Regions from separate parts of the Mus musculus genome. Here all the other regions are linked to region 1. Evidence: chromatin loops called from intact Hi-C (ENCODE). Cell type or tissue: heart. All regions are shown on one strand.

Evidence for each region. A loop is a pair of places that touch in the nucleus more often than their neighbours do. Peaks named below come from ENCODE experiments on the same cell type or tissue, not always from the same donor. Only the 100,000 strongest peaks of a DNase experiment are listed, where the experiment ranks them.
Region 2: a loop joins it to region 1, with 6 times the contacts of the local background. A loop is called at or near these places in 17 of 42 quality-filtered maps.
Region 3: it touches region 1 in a loop (6-fold over the local background); 2 of 42 quality-filtered maps call a loop at or near these places.

What each region holds. Positions count from the first base shown.
Region 1 is chr4:131,859,511-131,862,010 of GRCm38, forward strand. Mecr (mitochondrial trans-2-enoyl-CoA reductase) reads left to right here. Exons shown (of 10, transcript NM_025297.2): 5 at 1,251-1,353; 6 at 2,266-2,368. Among named protein-coding and RNA genes, the nearest start is that of Srsf4, 13 kb to the right of the region's middle. In heart, no CTCF peak of the experiment used is centred here; DNase peaks (open chromatin) are centred at 1,411 and 2,001.
Region 2 is chr4:132,078,624-132,081,123 of GRCm38, forward strand. No RefSeq gene overlaps it. Among named protein-coding and RNA genes, the nearest start is that of Epb41, 7.8 kb to the left of the region's middle. RefSeq lists an enhancer at 1-604. In heart, a CTCF peak has its summit at 1,173 (motif pointing left); a DNase peak (open chromatin) is centred at 1,138; H3K4me3 peaks cover 565 bases; H3K27ac peaks cover 586 bases.
Region 3 is chr4:132,099,873-132,102,372 of GRCm38, forward strand. No RefSeq gene overlaps it. Among named protein-coding and RNA genes, the nearest start is that of n-TAcgc3, 24 kb to the right of the region's middle. In heart, a CTCF peak has its summit at 1,486 (motif pointing left); no DNase peak of the experiment used is centred here.

The DNA.
Region 1 (2,500 bases):
GGTAAATGAGCATCTTTGACCTAGGAGTCTGCCACTAGCTATAGCTCATTCTGCACTGACTGCTGCTGACTTTCAAAACCAGACACTTTCCCAGTCAACAGAGCATCTTCCTACTAATTTGGTTTCAATGGGAGATGCTCTGAAAGGTGCTCCCAGGCTTCCTGGTTTTTTTGGGGTTTTTTTTGTTTGTTTTTTTTTGAGACAGGGTTTTCTCTGTGTAGCCCTGGCTGTCCTGGAACTCACTCTGTAGACCAAGCTGGCCTCAAACTCAGAAATCTGCCTGCCTCTGCCTCCCAAGTGCTGGGGTAAAAGGTATGTACCACCACTGTCCGGCAGGCCTCCTGTTTTTTAAAATTGAAGTTTTAAGAGGACATGATGTAGCTGTTTAGTTACAGTCATTGGTAAAGCAGGATGCACACCCAGCTCCACTGTGTGCCAGAGCCCACACTTCCCTAGGGCACCACATTGCTCTCCCATTGTAGGGGTGAGGATATAGCTCAGTGACAGAGTACTTGCCTGGCATGCTCAAGTCCCTAGGTTCTATCCCCAGCACCACAAAGCAAAAGCAAACATTCTGTAGGGCCCAGGAGCTTCCCATTTCTCTCATATGGCTCTCATCCATTTCAAATGCACCGTCATTAAATAATACACAAGGGAGTAAGGGATGGTCCTCCCTCAGGACTGAAGGTATTGATAAATATGAACACAGCTTAGTGTAGAACATGGTTACAGCCTGAGCATTGATGAGATACCAGAGTCCTCTGGGAACAAACAAGAAGGAACCTTGGAGAGCTTCATGAAGGAAGCCACACTTGAGCTGAACTTAAAAAGGAAGAGAACCAGAAAACCATTTCAAACCAGAGACTCGGCCTCAGCATGGGTCAGTGAGATGACTCAGCGTGCAAAGGTGCTTGCCACTGAGACTTGACAACTTGAATTCAATCCCTGAGCCTATATAGTAGAAAGAAATAATGTGCTCCTGGATGGATGGATGGATAGATGGATGGATGGATGGATGGACAGAGGACATAAAAATTGGGAAGATGAAGGTCAGTTACAAAGCAGTATCTGAAACATGGACAGAGTGTCCAAATCCCGTGACGCATTATAGGTGTGGAAAGTGTGTTGATAACTGAGTGATAGTTCACCGTATAAGGAAATGCCGTTGCTAGGTCCTGCATCCACACTAGGATCCCAGGCTGGGAGCCCTCAACCCAAGTTTGCAGGGCTTGACCTAGTGTCTTCCACAGGGGACTCTGTCATCCAGAATGCATCCAACAGTGGAGTGGGCCAAGCAGTCATTCAGATCGCCTCAGCCCTTCGCCTAAAGACCATCAACGTTGTCCGAGACAGGTACTGGGAGGCCTAATCCTCATGTCCCTGCGCACTCCTACATCTCCACCAGATGGCGCACATGTGTAAGCATGAGTGGCTGGCTGCTGACTTGCAAGCATTCCGCAGGGCAAAAGAAGTCCCTGTGAAAGTCTGACACAGAGATGACAAAAAGAGGCAGTGATGGTCCTTACTGAACAGTCAGGAGTGTTGGAGACTTGTCTTAGGGTCCCTGGTTTGTACTGTTGTATGAACTCTAGCCCTGTCGGTTGCATGTGTACACCAAGCACAGCTGTGAAGGAGGTGGGGCAGGCTTGTGGTCTCTCTTTTACAGATGAGGAAGCTCAAGTTTCCAAGAGAGGAAGCAGCTTGCTCAGGAAGACACGGCAAGTCAGTAACAGACTTACCTTCTTTCCATTGTCCCCTCCAGTCCCTTTAAACCTCAGTGTGCTCCCGTGTGGCAGTCACTTGAGACCTTTCTTACGAGGGTTGTACTTACTCCTGCCCCTGCCTCTGCAGTGGTGATGAAAAAGTGATTCTGCGTGCCTGGACCAGAGAGTCCAGGACCGCTCTGCCCCAGAGTGTGTTTGCATGATACCCTCAAGTGCCCTGGAGAGCAAGAGGAAAGAAAGTGGTGTCTGAGTAGAAGGAGGAAGTAGGATGGCTCTTCCCCGGGCACAGATGGCTCTAGGGTGTGTGCACTCATAGGTTGTCAGACTATCTCCCAGCCTGGCTCTGTCCGGGGAGGAAAGGAGGCAAGAGCTGGTAGAGCATGACTGAATTATGTGGACAGCTCCTGCTTGAGGTCTGGCTTAATCTCTCTCTATCCCTGTTCTCAAAACAGGAATGTGTTCTCAGGGCTGTGGCAAAGGGGTTCTGGGAGCTTGAGGGAGGCTAGTTAGCCAGTGTGACCTGATTGTGTTTGGTTTCCAGACCCGACATCAAGAAGCTAACTGACAGACTGAAGGATCTAGGAGCTGATTATGTCCTCACAGAGGAAGAGCTAAGGATGCCCGAGACAAAAACCATCTTCAAGGTACCTAGCCTGGGTCTGGAGAGGTGCATAAGCGGTTAAGAGTACTTACTGCTCTTGCAGTCCCAGCATCCATATGGTGGCTCACAACCATCTGCAACTGCTGTTCCAAAGGATCTCCACAGGTCCCAGGCA
Region 2 (2,500 bases), 220 kb after region 1:
GCAGCCCTAATCAGCCGCAGTCTGAATCCTGCCTCTGCTTCTCGCAGGAATCATAGCCTGTTTCTTCGTCAATCAGATGATGCAACGGCTCTCACACCCTGTCTCTCTTTCCCACTGGAGCCACTGGAAGAGAAAGCATTTGTATGTTACTCTCTAAGGGGGAATGTGTGTGTGGGGGGGGGCACACCCCTGCTGTGATTCACCACGGCTCCTATGAGGACCACCCTGAACTAATGTGTACTCAGAGCTGGGAAGGCAACATGGCTCCATTGGCAGCATGAAGAATGTTTTCTGGAGGAGGTAACCTTCCAGCTAGATTTTGTAGGATGAATTTACTACATAGGGTTGGAAAAGTACATTCCATATGGAGGAGGAGCCTGGGTAAAGACTCAAAGATAGGAAAATAGTAAAAATATGCGTTCCAGGAGCAAAACACACGGGCTGGCATAGCTTTCAAACCGAAGGAGCCATGAGACCAAGGTATTGAAGTTCTCGGATGCCAGGTCCAGGCACACAAAGACAGATTTGGGGATGGCTGGGGAGTGGGACCATTCATGGTATATGGGGGGTGTGGCAGTCATTCATAGAAGGAGGCTTGGTGGTGGGTATGGGGTCAATTATCTCAGAAGGACACATTGGGAACATGGGACAAATCTCTAGAATGAGTAGGTGGGAGTTGACATAAATAGAGAAAAATGTAAGTGTTCTTTGTCCCAGGTTAGGGTTGGAATGGGGGGGGGGGTGAATAAGAGAATGGGGGTGTCCCCAGACAAATTATGTTAGTGTATCTGTAACCCTGCCACCGAACGCTTAAGAATTCTGAAAGGCCCCACCGCTCTGGTTCCTCTGGTTTTGTTGCCATGTGTGGCCGCTGTCAATCCGGCCAAGAGAATCTCTGCCCAAGGAAGAGTCCTGGGTGTTGGGAGATGCCTAGCGCCTTGTCCCCTCTTCCCTTGCTTTAGAGAGGAATAAAATGGGGCGCGTGACCTGCTCGTGAACACAGGCCCTAAGCAGCCTGAGCAGGACTTGAACACACCACCTTAATTTGCTGGGGAGCGGGAAAGATTTGACCACAGTTGGGAAAGACCTGAGATGATCACCCACGCTTTAAAAAAAAAAAAAATCCAGGTAGAAGGAAAGGTGGTGTTTGGCGCCACCTAGTGTTATAGAGCTGAGGGGGCCGAGGCACTGAGTTGAGCCGTCTCAAGACGCTCCAGGGTTAGTGCCGGCCAGCATCTCATTTATAAGTAGGGGTTATGGGAAGGGGGCTTTCAGGCAATCTGTCTTGGGTTGCATAGCCAGGTCACACAACTCGCTAAGAGTCAACAAATAAAGGACATTATCCTATTCCTTAGCTCCTCCCTAAGTGCCCTTAGTGACTTTAGCTCAGTGACAGACAGCACATGCACGGTTGACAAGGAAGAGGCTTTAAGTCTGGACGTCGTCCAGCACCACAACACTAGAGACACAGCAAGAGGCGAGACGAGCTAGGCTGGACGACTGACCAGTTAGGCAAAGTCCAGACTGTAGGGTAGGCAGCTTGTTTAGGGCCCCGTTTAAGAGAAAGAAAAAAAAAGTGACCAGGTACAGGTTCTTGTAACCCCAGAATCCAGGAGGCAGAGGCAGGAGGATCACTGCAAGTTCAAAGCCAGCCTGGTCTACCCAGCAAGTTCCAGGCCAGACAGGACTATACTGAGTCTCTTTCTCAAGCAAAGACAAAGGAGAAAAAAAAAATTCAGCCAGGCATAGTGTCTCAGGCCTGTAATCTCGGCACTTGTGGATGTGGGGGTGGGAGGACTGTCATGAAGTTAAATCAGTCTAAACTACCCTCTGAACCCCTGCACTTTCTTCCCCTAAGAAAGAGAGCAATGGACACGATGGGGCACAGACCTGTTTTTTGGTTTTTGGTTTTTGGTTTTTTTTTTTTTTTTTTTTTTTTTGCACCCGGAACACTGAGACAGAAAGATCTCAAGGCCAGCCTAAGCTACTTAGTAAGATTCTATCCTAAGTGGGTGGGTGCTGAGTGATGTCATAGTCTATAGAAAGCTTGTCTGGCAAGTTTAGGACCTGAGGGGTTTTGTTAACCTTTATTTTTATTGGGCTGGAGAGATGGCTCAGTGATTAAGAGCATTTCTTCTTCTTGTGCCAGACCTGTGTCCAATTCCTGGTAACTAATGGTGATTCACAGCCATCTGTCACTACAGGTACAGGAAATCCAACCCCCTCTTCGGAATTCTGAGGGCACCACACATACATGCAAGCAAAACACTCATACGTTATAAAATAAATCAATTTTTTAAAAGAATGCCTCTAAAATTGTAAGGGTTACAAAAGATAAATATTATAAGCCCTTAACATGTGTGGCTCAGAGTACATGAGAAACAATCAGTTATTGATGCTATTGTTACTACTAAAGAAGGGCATAGATTTGAGAGAGACACTAATATCTTCCACAAGAAATCTACAGTAGGGCTGGTGAGATGGTGAGCATTGACTGTTC
Region 3 (2,500 bases), 240 kb after region 1:
AAAATAAACATGAATCCTCCCATTGGTGGAGGCCATCTGGCTGCCACCGAACTGGCCATAATACACTGGCCAGGACACCAACAAGACAAAAGCCCCAAACTCAAAGTAACAACTATTCAGACCAAGTTGTTCAGAGGCTGTACTTGGGGAACCCAGTCCCCAAAACATCCTACAGTTCCTGACCACCACTTAGCTTCAATGAAGATGTCCCTAAGTATGATCAAGGAAAAGTCAAGCCATATTCTGATTTGGGGGTCCAAGGAAAACTGTGTGGATGGTGGATCTTGCCAGACTGAAAGAAATACTTCAAAGCATTTCAGATCGTTGCTTGACCACTTGGGTAAACACAAAAAAGGATATTCTTACCCCCCACCCCCACCCCAGGACAATGGAGTTAAGGTATGGTACCTGGTGAATTTGGGAATTAGATTTCACAGAAGTCAAGCCAGGACTATATGGATACAAGTACCTGCTGGTCCTTATTGATATCATCACTGGCTGGGTAGAGGCTTTTATGTCCCAGACAGAAATGGCCTAGGTAGTAGCCAAGAAATTTGTAAGAGATAATGCCCAGGTTTGGCCTCCCTCTGTTTTTGAGGTCTGACAATGGCCTGGCCTTCACAGCTGTGTTGTCTCAATAACACTTTAAGACTCTTAATGTAGATCAGGAACTTTGTGAACCTGTTTCACCTCAAAATTCAGGTAAGGTAGAAAAGATGAATAGGACTTCAAAGGGGATTTTAACTACACCTAACTCTAGAGACTGGGGGTAACTGGGCTAGTCTCTTGCCTCATGCCCTACCCAGGGTCTACTAAGCTCCTTATTCAGAAAAGTTTGTCCCATATGACGTAGTCCATGGAAGACCAGTCCCTATGGTCCCTTGGGTACGGGCTGGACTGTGATCAGATTGCCCTGTTCTAATCTTTGAGTCCTTGTAAGGATTTTGTAGCTACAGTGTACTTACATACATAAAATAAGTAAATAATTAAAAAAAAAAGAAGTAATGGACTGTGACTGAGCATGGTCCCTTAAAAGTTAAGATTTCTAGAATTTAAGATCATTTACTATGATTGCTCTCTAGTTAACAATAATGCTCCAACTTGCCTTAAGATCTGATCCTGATTGCGTTTTTACCGGGGGAATAGAAGGTACATCTGTCATAGGAAATACTTTAACATTGCTTTGTAAGGCCAGAGACTGTTCCCACCCACCAGGCCCCATTATTTGGCTGAAGGAAAATAAACATTTCTATCCAAATGAATAGGGCAGTTGAGATGAATTAATTTGACCGACCAGTCCCAAAGTAACAATGTGGACTTCAGTGTAACTAAATAATCTTTACAAATTCTGACAATGGAAATTACAAATGTATTACAATGGTAAGAGGAAAACGGGACTCCTTAGGTGCTTCCATTGGAAATTAACATAACCTAAAATATCATTGTCGGTAGCTAATAGATTCAATACCAATCTTTGGCTCCATCTAGTGTCAAACAGCAGACAGACAAGTTCCTTTTGTGTCAGGGGATTCTTTAATTCCTGGACTAGGAAAAAACTTATATGGAACAGGGATCACATATAAATATTATACCAACTTAATAGGGGACTCAATGGGAAGTGCCCTCACAAACATTTCTGAGGTTATAAGGATATTCTGGTAAATAATGCCTTTTTCCTTCATTGCCCATGTTTTGCTTGTACTTATGTCCCTCCCCACAGCAACACTACTTCCAATCCTGCACTCCTCAAGGGAAAAAAACGATTACCCTTGGGGTGGTTTAGGAAACAGAGACTTGTTCTTATAAGGAATGGAGTCTTAGTAACAATGTATAACAATGTGTCTCCTTAACAAAGTGTGACTCCTGCTTGGTTACATAGCCCCCCCTTGGCCTGGGTAACCCATTTCTGTGGGAATAACACTCAATTTGCCCTCCTGGGGGTATAAGGGCATGTATGGGATAGGATGCGTGTATTTTATCTAATAAGCACTAGAGTCTCTTGATAGGATTTCAAGGTCTCTCCCTGAACACCATAACTCCTTACATCTCCTAGACCCCGCCACACTAGCATTCACAGCTGCCGTTTTATTACCTGTCCCTGGATTCCTTTGGGGGCTGCAAAAAGAGATTTCTAATATAGCCTGCTGTGAATACTACAGCAGAGATATTTTAATCTGGAAATTGGAAAATTAAGAGCAATGGTTTTACAAAATAGAGCTACTGTAGACTTTCTATTGCTCAAACATAATCGTGAATGTTGACAGTTCCCTGCAATGTGTTGTTTTAATGTATCAGCTTTCTCCTACATCACTGATAACCAAATCAATGACTTACATTGGAAATAAACAAAATCTCTCAGGCACAGGTCAAATGTCCATTCTGGCTGAGATGGCACTCTCTCCCTTCATCAGCACCCCAATAGTTTTCTTATTAATCAGAATATTTAGGCTCTGTTTCTCTCTCTCTCTCTCTCTCTCTCTCTCTCTATATATATATATAT